4 separate regions of the Mus musculus genome follow, and all the other regions are linked to region 1. The links are chromatin loops, found by intact Hi-C in ENCODE. Cell type or tissue: gastrocnemius. All regions are shown on one strand.

Region 1 (4,000 bases):
AGTCCTGGACTGGATACTCACATGTGCAGGTTTTATTTAAGGCTCAGAAGACCTTTATGTTCCAAAGATATCAACAGGCCCAAGTGCAGTGAATGCTACCCTCTACTGTTGACTGTAATTAACTCCCCGGCACCATTTAGAAATCGTTGTGCCATGTAATTTTTGTGTTTAAGAAGTATCTTAAGTACAACAGTTAAAAGCCTGACCTCTGGAAGTGGATTTCCTCTGCGTGTCTCCGTTTCCTCACCTGCAATATGAAGGTAATAATAGTTCTACCCCAGGGGGTTGTCAAGAAGATTAACTTGTTTAATGCAGTTGAGCGGTTCCGTGTGAAAGTCCTTTGAATTGTATCTCATAAGAACTCAGCAGATGCTAACAGTGTCCATCAAGTGTTAATGAGATTCGTCATCACCTCTGATATCACCAACTCTGCTTTGAGAGTCCTTTAGGCTTTTTATTGAACGATGAGCAACCCAGGTGAATTATATCTAAGCTTGGATTCAGAATGAAATTCCAGCTTTGCTCTGGGTGGTAGTGGTGGCTAACCCCAGCACTCGGGAGGCAGAGGCAAGTGAAGCTCTGAGTTCAAAACCAACCTGGTCTACAGAGCCAATTCCAGGACATACACTGGAAACCTTGTCTCGAAAAACAACAATAACAACAACAACAACAAAATTCAGCTTTGCCTCTTACTAGTTTTTGAGACACTGAGTTACTTAATGTGTCTGAGTTCTGCTGTTCATATCCGTTAAGTTGTAGCATATAGACGTGTGCACAGTTAGCACATGGGTAGAAGTTATTATTATTGTCATAGAGGTTACACTTTAGTCCCTAGACAGCTGGAAGGTAATGGTTGAGCTCTCTTTGAAGTCTGTTTGATCTGGCCTCTTAGTGGGTATGCACTCTGAAATATTTTCTAGACGGAGAAGGGGCCAGGTGTGGCGGTACATGTCTGTAATCCCAGCACTTAGAAGGCGGAGGGAGAATTTGAGGTCAGCCTTAGCTACTTAATAATTCTAAGAAGTTTTTGTAAAGATCTGTAAGTGCTAGAAAACAATTAAAGAAAACAAGATAATATATTCAAAAATGAACTAAAATATGAACATGGTAATAATAGCCTTTTATATCTTTCTCCCCAAGAGAAAAAAAAAATGTCTTAGAAACCATCCCATAATTCTCCTAACATCTGGGGGGAACCTTCATTTCCACTTGCAACTTTTTAATACAGTTCCTCATGTTGTGGTGACACCCAACCATGAGATTATTTTGTACTATTTTGTATTATTTCTATTATTATATGTATAAATGTAATTTTGCTACTGTTATAAATTATAATGTAAATGTCTGATATGGAGAAAGACCCTGAGGGACTAAGGGGTCTTCACCTACAGATTGAGAAACCACTGACTTAAAACAGCAAATAAAAAAACATTAAGAGCCGGGCATGGTGGCACGCGCCTTTAATCCCAGCACTCGGGAGGCAGAGGCAGGTGGATTTCTGAGTTCCAGGCCAGCCTGGTCTGCAAAGTGAGTTTCAGGACAGCCAAGGCTATACAGAGAAACACTGTCTCAAACAACAACAACAACAACAAAAGAAAGAAAGAAAGAAAGAAAGAAAGAAAAGAAAAGAAAAGAAAAATATTAAAAATACATAAATCACGGGGGCTGGCAAGATGGCTCAGCAGGTAAGAGCACTGAGTTCAAATCCCAGCAACCACATGGTGGCTCACAACCACCCGAAATGAGCTACAGTGTACCTATTTAAAATAATAAATAAACCTTTGGGCCAGAGCGAGCAAGGAAGCCAGTGGGACCAATGAGAGCGAATAAATAAATTTTTAAAAAATACATAAATCACAAAAAGAATACTAAGCAAAAAACAAACAAACAAAACAAAACAAAAACATTTCAGAATGGGCCCCGTGTCTACGTAGATCTGCTCATTATAGATGCAGTGTCTTACTGCTAACGTCATGCCTCCTCGCCTCCTCCTCCTCCTTCTTCTCCTCCTCCCTCCTCTTCCTCTTTTGAGATTTCATTTCTTGTTTTTTCATGAAGATGCTCCTGCAAGCATGTGCTCAAAGTTGCCACAAGAGGGCGTCGAATGCCTTGGAGTCGGGCGTACAGGCAGGCTGGAAAGGAGTCTCTGGAAGCTGAGCCGCCTCTCCAGCCCCAGTGACTTCCATTGTATCTCTCCGAGTTGTGTCCTTTCCCCTCTGTTTAGTTAGACATGACCTCAAGTTGTAAGCTTTGGTACAAGGTGGACGCAAATGAAAAGGGCACACTCAATGTCTTTGCCAGAAAACAGTGTTTTAACTCCTAACTTCTTAAGACACTATAACCGATGGCTTGACTCTTGCTCAAAGCCAGAAGAGACAAGCTTCTAACATTTCAACATCTGGCAGTAGAGGGCAGCACTACCCTTTTTTTGAGAAATGTTGAGCATCTAGGGAAAAGGGGAAAGGCTCCCAACCGTTTTGTTGTTGTTGTTTTAATTTTACTTTATCCATACAAGTTCTTTTTAAAATTTATTTTTCTTATTGCTTATTGGTCTTATAGAAGGAATCCCATATCTTCTATTTGCTTAATAATGGAAGACCGAGTACTTAGTGAAAACCAGAGTTTTCAGGTGTTCTGCTGGGTGTGCTGTCTGGCAAAGGTAAAAAGTGGCTCAACCTTAGGCAGCCAGATAGCAGTCTTCTATGAACACAGTAAACGCTCCTGAACTTTCTAGATCGTCTTTCTGAAGCAGGATGTGGGTTTTTTTAATGTGTGTAAATCATATGCTCACAACCCTGATGATGGCTTCTAAATTCTTACTCACTGACTTCATTCCGCTGTGTCAGTGTTCATTTCTAGCGCGTTTGGGGCGGATCAGGGCAAATGCAGACGTAGGCCAGGTATTGTGACTTTAAGGAACGATGTTCCACAGGGTGGGGGAGGGACTTCTTTGCTGAAGCTTCGGTTGCCTGACAGCTGTGCGTAAACAGCTTGTGTGCTCGATCGATTCTATTACACTATGATTTGAATTTCTCTAAGCAATAAAAGGGGGGGGGTCTGACTTTTGTGCTAAGTGTAGCTCAATCTCTTTGTCAGGAGGACACGGAGGAGAGAATAACCCTAATTTTAGAAAATATATAGCAGAAGTGTTCTTAGTATATTTGAGTTCTATCCTGACCCTGGAAAGATTTTTTGGCAACGAATCTTCAGTGCAAACTTAAACAACCCTCCTGAGGAGAAAGTGGTGGCAGACATTAAGTCTAGCCCCAGCCCTGCCTTGTCAACTGGGCGAATTATAACTTCTGAGCCTGTTTTCCTCCGCTCTTAAGCAGAGATGCCTCAGGATTTATTAGAAGAGCTAATTCAGAAAGTGGCATGGCTCAGTGGTTAGAGCACTGGCTGCTGCTCTTCTAGAGGATCCTGGTTCGATTCCCAGCAGCCACATGGCAGCTCACAACTGTCTGTAACTCCAATCCCAGGGGATCTGATGCCTTCCTCCGGCCGTTGTGAGCACTAGGCACACACGTGGTACACAGACATACATGCAGACAAAACACCCATACACATAAAAATAAATAAATGAGCAAAAATTTAATTGCTTTAAAAGCTATTTAGATACCTAACGAGTTTTTCTATCATTGTAGCCCAAAGAGGTCAATACTGTTCTAAACATATAAGACTTTCTGCTTCTTCTCATCTGGTGTCTTTACATTGCCTGGATTGCTAGTTAATTGTCATGTAACCTTAACTATCTCCCTAACTTGATTGCTAGTTTCTTAAGACCCAAAACCATTAGACCTAACTCTCTGCATGTTCCATGACAAAAAAAAAAAAAAAAAAAAAAAAAAAAAGGTATTTGGTGCCTAATTTGAACATAAATATTTGTTGATTGATTAAAGACAAGCTCTTTAAAATTACATTAATACAAAATTAGCTCTTTTGCCGTGTTTTTGTTTTTTTTTTTAAGTAACACTATCTTGACCATTTTAAGTTCACTATA
Region 2 (4,000 bases), 140 kb after region 1:
TCTGCATCAGTCTAGAGCAGGTCGCCAGGCCCAGGGTGGAGACGGTGGCAGAGGTACTGCGGTGGGCTTTGCTCAACTTGCAGAGAGCCCAGGAAGAAAGACAACAGTGGCGACAGATGTTGGCAAGAACTAGTGTTAGCCAACTACAGCCTGGAGCAAGCTCTCTCCCTCCTTCCAACTCCTCTTGAGACTGGAGTGTGCCAGCAGCCAGAGAATGTGCTGGAAGGGCAGGATGCAGCCGTGCGGTCGGACCCTGGTCCACTCAGCATCCCTTCACTTGCCTGCCCTCCATTCCTCTTGCCGCTTTGTGATTAGGTATTTGAAAAATTCATACACAGACCATGCGATGGCTGTGGAGGGGATCTGGTAAATGACTCTGGCCTGCACCCCTCGGAAGTAAGCAGTCACCCCGCCTACTTGATAGACCGTCCTGAAGGCACTAGCCATGCCTGTGATGTGTCCAGTAATGTTTGAGTTCAAAGCCAGGGATTCCTGGGTGTTGAGCAGTGTTTTACAAACGTCCAGTGGGGTTGTGGCGGCGGCAGCTACTGCTCCTGCGCAGGCCCCACAGAGCACATGGGAGCTGGGGTTGTACCGTCTCTGGGGGTTAAAGTGCTCTTGCAGGAACTCATAGGTCATGAAGTGAATGGCTTGGAAGGGGACATTCATGGTCAGCTGGGTCGTGTAGCTGCGGTAAAAGGCCCCGGCCCCTTCATTTTGCCACACTGCCCGAACACAGTCTGTCACGCGGTGGTACGGCGAGTTGTACATCTGCATCCTCTGCTTGACGACTGAGAGCCACCAGGAAGGAGAAGGGGAAACGGGGCAGCAACCAGCCAGCGACAGAGCATCCCAATTCAGGGTTTCAAGTCAGCAGATCCGTCAATGTGGTGGGAAGAAAACAAAGGATGGTGAGTTTCCTAAGAGTCTGTATTTCTCTTATTGTAGTGAGAAGGAAGGAAAGGGTTAGTAAGAAAAATTCTAAAATGAGCCCACTCCTAGTAGGAATTCTTTAAAACCAACCAGCTAACACCCAGCATATCTATAGTTCAGTAATCCCGGAGGGAGGGTCTCTGTGAAATGAAGAGCTTAGTATTATCTTAACCTTTCTCAACCACAGATGGCTCAGTGGCAGTGCACACCGTAGTGAGCAGAGCCCTCAAGTTCCGTCCCTTTGGTATGATGGGAACCCTGAACTCAAAACTGAGACTGGAGGTGAAAGAAGAAAGAAAACGCTGCCATGAAAAACCACAGTTCTGATTTGAGAAGCGCTGGCTTCAGTTCCTAGCATTCCCTGTTCCCTTAGACACATAACATGGCTTGAGTTCTGTGCACCTCTAGCTAACTTTAGCTGTTTACATCCCAGTCTTGCCAGACCTACTAAGCTGAAGAAACATGGCCCCTAACCGTTGGCTGATCACCTCAATTCTCACCGAATGTTTTGGGAAAATTTCTCTCCACCCAAAAAGCTACTACCCTAGTAGCAAGAAAGGGTTAAAGTATACAATTTGGTCTTTCCCTTTTGTCTACATTCCAGTATGTGCAATACTTTATATTTTAAAATTATAAATTTTAAAAGACCTACATTCTTTGAAGAAACACAAAATAATTTGAAACAAATCAGAGATCAAATATACTACAAAGCAGACTTCTAGGAAAGGCCAGGCTAAGCCAACAGAGCCGTCACTTATTCCAAGAAAGCCCTGAAGATGAATTAAATCCCAAAGACTATGCTGCCTCAGTAACAGAGGCAAGCCCCCTCAAGTCCTGAACATGCGGAGGGAGGGAGCGCCATCTAGTGGTACAAATAAGAGGATTTGCCACAAAAATTGTGCCCCGGTTTTCTTTGCGAGACAGAACCAGAACCAGAACCAGGCATGAAGACTCAGCTGCCCAGAAGACGGCTGAAGGATCTTTACCTTCCGCTGGATTCATGGCTGCATCATGAAGTAATGTCGCCACACATCCGGCTGCACCTGCAAAGGAGAAAACAACTGCCACATGTCAGGCCGAGAGGGGGAGCGATGCGCTGAGGCCCCAGGTGAAGGTGAGTGACTCACAGGTTAGGGAAGGAAGGTTAAGAGTCAGTCCAAGAGGTGGTTTCAGAACCCACTGCTCCTGACTCCTGCTCCCAGAAAGGAAGGTATACCCCTCAATTAACAATGTCATCACTGCACATTCCATATCTGACAGGAAGGCCCGAAAAGAGCAAAGATGAGAGCCCAGGTGTTTTCAGTAGGGGAGTCTAAGAATAAATGCAGTTATGTCCTGGCAGGAAGCAGATGCACTTCTGGCGAGGCATGCCAGCACAATGGCCACCGGTGCAGGGAGAAGGGGGGGCAGATAGTCGGAACCTCATAATCTAATCTGCTGCTTCTCTGACTGCCTGCAAGCTGCCCAACCTATCTCCAAATCCTATCGTTCTATCGCTGGCCCATCCAGACCTTCCCTTTTGGCCCTAAACCACTATCCCGACTCTACACTCAACATGACTCTGTCTTCAACCTTGTATTGCTATGTCTTCATTTCCACCCAACGCCTAAAACATCTGGCTTCTCCAAACAGTCCCTTGACCCCATCCCCATCCATTTGTCAAGGCTTTGTCGTGTCCTCGACGACACCAGTGCCTCTGGTCAGGTTGGACCCTGAAAGGGTGAGGGGAAGAGCTGGGGCTCCATTAATGACATCCTTGAGAGTAGCTGGGTCACCTCCAATCCTGCCCTGAGAAGTAGGGTACCACCCAACTACCAAGAAATACATAGTGGGGGAGTTCAGTGTGTCTCCACATTACCAGGCATTCGAAGCTGATGCCAGGGAGATGAGAGGAAAGTCAAGCTGGTGGTAAGGGAGGACACTGTGACCTTTGCTGAGGCGCCCCATAGGAGGAGTGGGGTTGAAGCAGCCCGCTGTCCGAGCACGTCAGGTTTGGAGGTCCCTCCCCTATAATCTGGCCTACCCCAGCCCAAAGCTGCAGCTCCAAACCATGCGAGGCTGGGAAGCACTGACAGCAGCAAAGCCTAGAGAGTTTGGGAAGTGGGGACCAGCACAGGAAGGCTCAATACCATTGGCAATATGGCTATTGCCCCCTGGGTGGATTACGTCACTCAATGTCTTTTTTAACTTTTCGTAGCAGGCAAAATAGAGGGCGTGGGCAGGCCCCGCGCCTGTTGCTGTGACGTTCAGCCCCCGCATGGGCCTCCACAGGCCCTCTGTCCTCATGATTCTCCAGAGAGCCTCCAACACGTTCCGATAGCGGGCGGCTGGGTCAGGCTGTAGGCTCTGCATCCGGGTCTGAAATTACAGCAAAAAGAGCAAAGGCGGCGATTGTAACTTCTCATCTACCCCATCCCTCCGGCCCCAGGCACAGGGTAAGCCTGTGGGAGTGACATTGGGCGCCCAGCCTTTACAACTTCCCGAATCTATGAGTCATCTTTCCAAGCCTTGGACCTTTCTTCCTCTAGTCATCCACAGCCAAAAAGCAGAACACCATTACATCCCTAGAGAACACTGCCTATTGGCAACACTCTGCAACTCCAAAATGACCCAGTGCCCCAGTGATAATACCAAGTCTGAGATTCCCAAAGTTGCTGTTTCACCTTAATAAACTCACCTAAGTTTAGAGATCAGGCTAGAGAGCTGGTGCAGTCATTAAGAGCATGTACTACCCCCCACTTTAAAAAAGATTTATTTATTATATATACAGTGTTCTGCCTTCATGTATGTCTGCAGGCCAGAAGAGGGCACCAATCTCAGTCCAGATGGTTGTGAGCCACCACGTGGTTGCTGAGAATTGAAATCAAGACCTCTGAAAGAGCAATCAATGCTCTTAACCATGGAGCCCTCTTTCCAGCCTGCACGTACTACTCTTACAGAGGGCCTGAGTTCAGTTCCCACGTTGGGTGGCTCACAATCGCCTGTAACTTTAGCTCCAAGGGATCTTTTCTGGAAATACTCTTTTCTGGACTCTGTGGTTATTTGCATTCATACATTCATTCATACA
Region 3 (4,000 bases), 97 kb after region 1:
AGAGGTCCTGAGTTCAATCCCCAGCAACCACATGGTGGCTCACAACCATCTGTAATGGGATCTGATGTCCTCTTCTGCTGTGTCTGAAGACAGTGACGGTGTACTCATATACATAATAAATAAATAAGAAGCATCTATGGTGCTAGCTTCCCCACAGCAGGATGGGAGGCTGAGACAGGAAAATCCCGGAAGCCTCGGGCCTCACATATGCAACAATGAGCAAGAGATGTTGACTCAAACAAACTGGGAAGTGAGACCCAATATCTGAGGTTGTCCTCTGATGTCCTGTGTGCCCCATGGCATGTGATCATGCTCACACGTAAACATGCACACACACACACACACACACACACACACACACACACACACACACACAAGATCATAAGAATCACATTTATCTTTGAATAGAAGCCAAAGATCCTTTTCTATACCAACCATCTTGTCAAAGATCATTGTCAAAAAGCTGTATGGATTGCAAAGTGCAAAAGAAACAAAGGGAGATTCTCTTCCAATTGTCCTGAAGGGGCGTCTCGGGGTGTCAGCTGCCAGGAAAGGTCAAGTGATAGACCGTGAAGGTGACTTCTCTTATCCTCTGCCTTCTTTTCAGACTTCCCTCTATCCACTCCCTAAACAAAATTGGAGGTCCAGAGGAGGTACCTCATTTCTCAAGACATACAGGCAGTTCATTCAACCTAATTGTTAAATGCAGTTAATGTATAGCACAAGATGTATGTCTTCCTGTAGTAGCTACGAGAACTTAAACAGCTTAGTAAGACCTACTCGATACCTAAGTGCAATTTATGACCTCCGGGAGATGCTAGGACGTTTAGCCACCACTCATTTGCCAGGTGGTCAAAATCAGATCCAGCCCCAAAGTCTATAGATTACATGTCAGATCCACATCCCCATGCCATAGGTCACTCTAATGGAGGGGCAGGGATGGGATATCCACACAGGCTTTCCTTTCAGCACTTGTGTGCGTGCAGGGCCTTACTCATTGACACTGGACAGCCACAAACAGCTGCTCCCCTTCCCACAGCCCTCCAGCATTCTCTTCTGCTGCAATAAGTCACGTGACTTCTTTTCCAGGGTATGCACTGATTTGCAATTAGCAGGCCTTTTTTTTTCCCCCTGCTGACTGGCTTTGAATTTATTAAACAGTGAACTCCCCAGAGCACTTTAGTTTTTGCTGTTGTTGGTGGTAATGATTTTAACAGCACCTAGTCTTTATGTGTTCCACTGTACCCAAGCAACACAGTTTCAGTAAGCTCGGATCTCCTCCTTTCGGTGGGTAAAAGTGTCACTGAGCATTCGGGGAGGACAGGACATCTTCACAGAGAACATCTCCCTCCTTCTGTGATGGGAAGGGGTGGGTGACTCGTGATTTTTCACAGGATGCTGCCAGTCTGATGGGAGTGGTCAGGATAGACTCGTAGGAAAAGATGATACTTGAGCCTGGTGTCTAAGGAGGAGCTAGGGAGGTGTATGCCAGAGGTAAGAAAGCTATACTAGGTCTGTAAAAAGAAAGGTGGGGAGGGAAAGAAGTGGGGGTGATTAGGTCTTGTTTTGACTGTGAGAACAATTTTCTTTGCCTTTAAACTAATGTTAGGAAGATTCACATGCAAGATCTCACTCATATGCAAAATCTAGAAAAATTTCAACTTTTAGAATCAGAGAGTAAGAAGGGGGGTCCAGGGCCAGAGTTTGAGGTGATGTTGCTCAAAGGACTCAACATTGCAGTTAGGGGAACTGAGTTTGAGGTATCTGTGCAATGCAGGCACGTTAGTTGCTAACGAGTATTGCATTCTTTCTATTTTTTGCCTGCACGTGTGTCGATGCACCATGGAGGCCAGAAAGGGGTTGGCAGAGTTGTTGGCACACCTGGGCCCAGAGTTACTGACAGTTTGTGAGCGGCCATGTAGGTGCTGGGAATCAAACGCAGCCAATGCTCTTACTTGCGGAGCCATCTCTCTAGGTCTAGCATACTAATTATCTTGAATTAGTCATTCCAAAACATATACACATATGATCAAATCATGTGTGCCATAAAAACATATGGTTTATTTATTTGTCAATTCGAGCAACAATTTGAAATAAACTTTTCTTTTTCCATTTATGGGTGTTTTGCCTACATGTATGTATGTATGTATGTATGTATGTATGTATGTATACTGCATACATGCAGTGCCTAACAAGGCCAGAAGGGGGCATTGTGTCCCCTGTAAGTGGGATTACAGTTGTGAGCTGCCATGTGGGTTCCAGGAGTCAAACCCTGGTTCTCTCAGAGGGCAGACAATGCTCCCAACTGCTAAGCCATCTCTCCAGACACTTAAATAAATTTTTATTGTTAAAGTAAATTTATTAAGAGGAGGGAGGGGAGAGGAGGAGCAAAGAGAGAGTGCGAGCGCGCACATTAGCATATATGTCCCACAATGCACATGGAGAGGTCAGAGAATATCTTGAGGGAGTCACTTTTCTCCTTCCACCATGTAATTCCTGGGTAATAAACACAGGTCATCGAGTTTGGGGACAAGGACCTTACCTGCTGAGCCACGTTGTCAGCCCGATTTTAAAAATAACCTTTGTAGGAGTGAGAAAGGGCTGCAGAAGATGAGCAAGAGCATCAGGCCTCTTCGCAGCATCTGCTTTTTATCCCTGTCCATCTCAACAGCTTAAAACTTAAAAATCTGTTAACTTTAGCCAGCCGCGGCAGTGCACGCCTTTAACCCTAGCACATGGGAGGCAGGGACAGGCAGATCTCTTGATTTTTAAGTAAATCTTAATTTGGGTTGTTTCCTTTAATTAATTTTCATTGGAGGAGCAGCAAAGTTATCCTGTGAACACTAAAATCAGAAAAAATCAATGGAGGCCTGACAGGAAGGCCACCCTCTCCTCGCATCTGTCCCCCTCAGCCTCCTCCAGGTCGTAGAGGCACTGCCTGGCCTAGGGGCTGGATCAGAAGTCTGGAAATCACCTGTGGTCGCCCTTACCCTGTGTCTAGTTCAATTCTATGAGCTATCATTCAGTTCTGTGGCTTGCACTTTGTATGCACTCTGGGATCCATCAACGTACTCTCTCCTCCCAAACCCACTTCTCGGTGGCCACTTTAAAATGATTATCTTTGTGTGTGTGTGTGTGTGTGTGTGTGTATTGTAGTGTATATATGTGAACTTGTTTGTAGTGTGTACCTGGTGAACACATGGGCACACACTTGTGGTGGACAGAGGTTGGCATCAAATGTCTCCTTCAATCTCTATCCACAGGGCCTGAACTTGGAGCTTGCCAATCCTGGCCAGGGAGCCCCAAAGATCTGCTATCTATCTCTGCCTCCCCAGTGCTGAGACTACAGATGTGTGCTCACCTTTTTACCCACCCAACCCTGAGACAACCTCTAGGCTCTTAGACAAAACAAATGAGTGTGTGTTTCATGGAGATTGGAGACAGGTGGAGGAGGAGGGAGGAAGACAGGATTGATTGTATTGAGGGCAAGCTAAGGGGACACCTTCTTATTGTTCTGCTATTAGACTCCTTTGGAAGACAGGAACTACACTGAAGTTCCCATCTGAGATGCTTTGTGCCCAGTAGGCTCTCAGGAATCCCAGCTGGGGACCATGCATGTGGGCCGTCAGATGCCCACCATGTCAGTTACAGAGGCTCTCACGTGTGTCCACACCCTGGGACACCTTTGGAATGTTGGTTCTCTGAATAACCCCCGTCATTCACACCCTACAGCCGCACTCAATCTGTCCCAGTCCCCGTGGCCCCTCACCCTTTGCTTGCTTTCAGATCTGGCAGAAACAAAGCCCCAAATACATGACCAACTGGCATACGATGAGTGATTAGCCCCCTGTCTGGAAAAGGCTGGGGTGAGGGCCTTTCTGTGCTAAGTGCAGTAACCCTAGCCCTCACCCAGTAGTAATTCTAGATGGTGGTAGCCGGGGCTGGGCATAGATGGGCAGTGTGAACAGCCAGCCTGAGGAGGGAGGTGCTCAGCCCACGT
Region 4 (4,000 bases), 130 kb after region 1:
TGTCCTCCCTAGCTGGACTGGGACAGAGAAAGCTGCAAATCATACCTCTCATCGGTGGGTGCTCCCTGCTGCTCTGCACTGCTTCTGAGCCTTTTCCCAGGTGGGACCCCGTCCGGCCCTCGGGGCATCTTCATCTCTGTCTTTCTGACAGAGAAACTTAGTTGTAGAGGTTTCTTGCTCCTTGTTGGCAGATGGAGGGAGCCATCTGGTGTGCCCGGTTGCGATAAGTGTGTATTTAATGAACAAAGGGACTGAGGAATGACTAACAGCTCATCTCTAAAACTTTAGCCAAAGCAATGTAGAAGGAAATTACTGCTCTATTTAATAGTCAAGTTCTCGGTCTGAGGTATAGCTCATGGCTTAGCACTTGCCTAACATGAGCAAGGCCGTTCAGTCTTGTGGTGAGTGGCACCTGCATATAGCATGCGTTTACACACATGGACTTTGGACACAGATGGAAGAGAAAAGACAAAATACTAATATAAGCAGTAAAATAAAAGAGTTGCTCTTTAAACTATTGGTTATACTCATTATACTTTCTATGATATAGCCTCATTATTTGTGAGTTTGTTAATTTGTTTTTGGGTTAAAGTCTCAAGTAACACAGACTGGCTTGAACTTGCTGCATACTGAAAGGTGACCTTGAGGTCCTTATCTTCTTGCCTCCACCACCCAAGTGCTGTACCGCCATGCTGACTGTATCCAGGCCGGAAGCTGTAACCCTGAACTTCTGGCATGGTAGGCAAACAATCTACCAACTGAACTACAACCTCCCTGGGATACATCCATTTTAATAAGAAAAGATACATGTGTAACACATCTCTGTGTATATAAATACTGTAGTTTTTAAGATGCCCTCTCCTACTTGTTAGTGGATTTGAGAGTAGTTTTTTTTTTTTCCAAATCTCTGTGTAGCAAAGGAAATAAATGGATTCCCTAATGCCCTACAAAACAGTTTATATGATTGGAGGGGGCAGAGACAGACAGACAGACAGACAGAGAAATTTGCAGTTTCGTCATATCCACATACTTGTAACCATGTCCCTCTTTCCCATCCCTTGCCAGTCCCTCTGTGTGGCCTCTGCTCCATACAGACCTGGAAGATTATACATGAAGAAACCCAACGGTCCATGGTTTTCAAGGCGTCACAGTGCTGAGACTGTCACTGCTGTCCCCAAGGGACTGTGCATTTGCCCCATAGGCAAGACAGCAAGTTCCTTCCTGCCCCTCACAGGGTCTCACTGCATAGCCCAATTCTTCTGCCTTAGCCTCCCTAAGTGTTGGGGTTACAGGCAAGTACCACCATGCCCAACTGTACAGCAGCACATTTACCTCTCCTCTGAGCCTCTTAAGACAGGAGGCATGGCTGCTGCTCCAATGGAAAGGCCAGGGTGAAGAAAGCAGATGTCTCTCGCAGGGTGAATGATGCGCAACACATCTAATGCTGGACACAGGCAACTTCAAGGCAGTCCTTTAAGAATAGATCCTGTGCTATGCTCCTTAAAGCTCTTTGACCTTGTCCTGTCCAAGGATTAGAAAGAGCTCTCCCAGGTATCATTGGGTTTCTTTGCTGGGCCACAAGACTGTAGAACATGTGAGTCCGGAGAGGAGAGGGGTGCTCTGGGAGAGAGGGGGAGCTGCGGTGCACATAAACTGATATATGTTCATTTGAGATCTGGGCCTACCAGAGACTTCTCTGAACCTAATTCCTTATTTCTAACGTAGCAACACGCCTGATGCTTTAGGGATTTGGACCTCGAAAAATGCTGTGGAGATTGATTTTTCTCAACAAAATGCTTATTGAGCTTGTTGTCAGGCCCTCTCTGTGCAGCAGACAGAGAGGTCCTAGGCCTCACGTTGAGGAGAAGAGCCGAGTCTCGGACAGTGATACACGAGAGAGAAAGACACAGGACACATGCTCTGGATGGAGGGTTGGAAGGGTTGCCATTTCAGAGAGAATTCAGAAAGATCACTCTGGAGTTAAGAGCATGAAGATGTGAGAGGGACGTGGCGCCACCTGCAGGACAGCAAGCAAAACGGAAGAGTTGTGTAGAGAAAGACATGCACCCCTTGTCTGGCCTCCCTGGATAGCACACATGAGCAGTTAGTTAGGCCTTTCCAGATGATCATCCTTTGTGGGTCTCTTGACTCTCTAGACAGCAAAGTGGCTGTTACAGAGATGTAAGTCTAACATTCGACATGCTTAGAGGCCCTGGGATCCCACTCAGGAGAGCCAGTCCAGGAGCAGCCCGAAAGAAAAACATCAAAACCTCCTTCAAGCCTCTGCTAGAGCGAGGAGCCCCTATTCTGCATGACCTGTTTTCAGGCAGCCTCTTGCCTGGGCCCTGAGTTTCCACAAGCAGAGATGCGAGCTGCAGAGCCTTGGGAACTCTTGGCTGGAACCCTGCTCTACAGCTATGTCCTTGCTATGATGATTCAGGCATGTTTCTTGCTTTTTAGATTCTTGGTTTTATCTCTATCTATCTATCTATCTATCTATCTATCTATCTATCTATCTATCTGTCTGTCTGTCTGTCTGTCTGTCTGTCTGTCTGTCTGTATTTTCACATCAGGACTGTGTTGTAAGAATGAACAGGGCCCAGAACATAGTGTATGTGCAAAAGTTTAAGCTATAGACTTTGAGCTAGGCACGTTGGTACATGCCTATAATGCCAGCGCGTGGGGGAACTGAGGCAGGAGGATTGCTGTTCATGGCTAGTCTGGATTATCAGTCAATTGCAGCCTAGATTGAGCTGCGCAATGAGACTCAGTATCAGAACAAGTGTGCTAAACAAAAATCAAACCACAGACTTTATAAATGTTTTTCCTTTGCCTACATTCCAGAAGCCTGGAGGTAGTAGCATGCGCCCAATACATTTGGTGTAAAAATGGCCCAGAGCATTTCATACTCAGAGTTGTTACTGCTAAGACAAGGCTATTCTTACCTGGAATGTGCTCTTGGAGGGCTAGAGCTGTCTGTCTCTGAACACCTGTGAGACAAGCTAAATCCCTCATCTAAGTCCTTGCTCCGAAGCGTTTTAACGTCTTGTTCTCAGATGGAAGCCGTGTCAAGCCATTAACTTGATACAAACAGGTACCAAGCCTGGTCTTTGCCTGAAGCCAAGACGCTGCACTAACTTCGCACCCAGCTTGGCCATCTTCCAGCTCCCGGGAACAGGGTATCCACTAGACCCGTGCGGCCTTGGGCTCACGGAGCCCCTACTCAGAACCTGCTTCGGCCAGGTGTCAGCATGGAGTGTGCAGCTTCGGAAAGTCAAAGCAGCTCAGAACCTGAGAACAGGGGCTTTTGAGAGGAAAGGGAGGCATGGCTGTGACAGAAGAGCAGGTGGCCTTGGGGTGGCTTGAGGATCCTAACAGCCAGCCCACTCACGGCTGGAGCAGGCTGGTGAGGGGAGTTGCTACCTAAGAGTTGGCAGACATCTATGGTGGACAAGGACAAGGCTCCTCCCATGTTGTCTCCTCCTTGCTTGTCCTGACTCCAAGTGCCACCAGCATTTCTTCTCCTTTGCTGAGACCTGACCCCAGCAGGGAGTAACAAAGTATCATTTTAGGCCTATAGGTTACATTTTCTGATTTTGATAAATATGTTGTGGTTATGCAAGAGGAAGCTTTTGTTTTTAGGAAAACCAGATGAAGATGTTTATGGACAGCAGGATGGGGTAGGGGTGAGGATATAAATGGATGGATGAATCTAAAATAACAGACTGAAGCTGGGTCTTAGTGGCATAGATAGATCTGTGATCCCAGCTACCTAGGAGGCAGAAGCAGAATCACAATTCAAGGCTGTCTGGGCTGTAGAGTGAGTTCAAAGCCAGCCTTTGCAATGAAAGCACCCCACCCCCACCCCTGAATCTCTGACTGACTCTCTCCCTCTCCATCTCTCTGTGTCTGTCTCTGTCTCTGTCTCTCTCTGTCTGTCTCTCTCTCTCTCTCACTCACACACACACACACACACACACACTCCTAAAGCCTGGGAATA

The links. Peaks named below come from ENCODE experiments on the same cell type or tissue, not always from the same donor. Only the 100,000 strongest peaks of a DNase experiment are listed, where the experiment ranks them.
Region 2: it touches region 1 in a loop (4-fold over the local background); 22 of 42 quality-filtered maps call a loop at or near these places.
Region 3: it touches region 1 in a loop (4-fold over the local background); 23 of 42 quality-filtered maps call a loop at or near these places.
Region 4: it touches region 1 in a loop (3-fold over the local background); 20 of 42 quality-filtered maps call a loop at or near these places.

The regions. Positions count from the first base shown.
Region 1 is chr19:43,528,283-43,532,282 of GRCm38, forward strand. No RefSeq gene overlaps it. Among named protein-coding and RNA genes, the nearest start is that of Got1, 5.7 kb to the left of the region's middle. In gastrocnemius, CTCF peaks have their summits at 107 (motif pointing left), 2,099 (motif pointing right) and 2,362 (motif pointing right); DNase peaks (open chromatin) are centred at 2,115 and 2,377; H3K4me3 peaks cover 3,702 bases; H3K27ac peaks cover 3,514 bases.
Region 2 is chr19:43,663,853-43,667,852 of GRCm38, forward strand. Slc25a28 (solute carrier family 25, member 28) reads right to left here. Exons shown (of 4, transcript NM_145156.1): 2 at 3,063-3,291; 3 at 1,920-1,976; 4 at 1-791. The coding sequence ends at 274. Among named protein-coding and RNA genes, the nearest start is that of Slc25a28, 9.0 kb to the right of the region's middle. In gastrocnemius, CTCF peaks have their summits at 1,798 (motif pointing left) and 3,750 (motif pointing right); DNase peaks (open chromatin) are centred at 1,820 and 3,761; H3K27ac peaks cover 1,353 bases.
Region 3 is chr19:43,625,338-43,629,337 of GRCm38, forward strand. The region is part of intron 1 of Gm34922 (a long non-coding RNA gene); the gene reads left to right. Among named protein-coding and RNA genes, the nearest start is that of Gm34922, 11 kb to the left of the region's middle. In gastrocnemius, a CTCF peak has its summit at 2,204 (motif pointing right); no DNase peak of the experiment used is centred here.
Region 4 is chr19:43,653,924-43,657,923 of GRCm38, forward strand. No RefSeq gene overlaps it. Among named protein-coding and RNA genes, the nearest start is that of Gm4311, 14 kb to the left of the region's middle. In gastrocnemius, a CTCF peak has its summit at 2,022 (motif pointing left); DNase peaks (open chromatin) are centred at 2,005 and 3,160.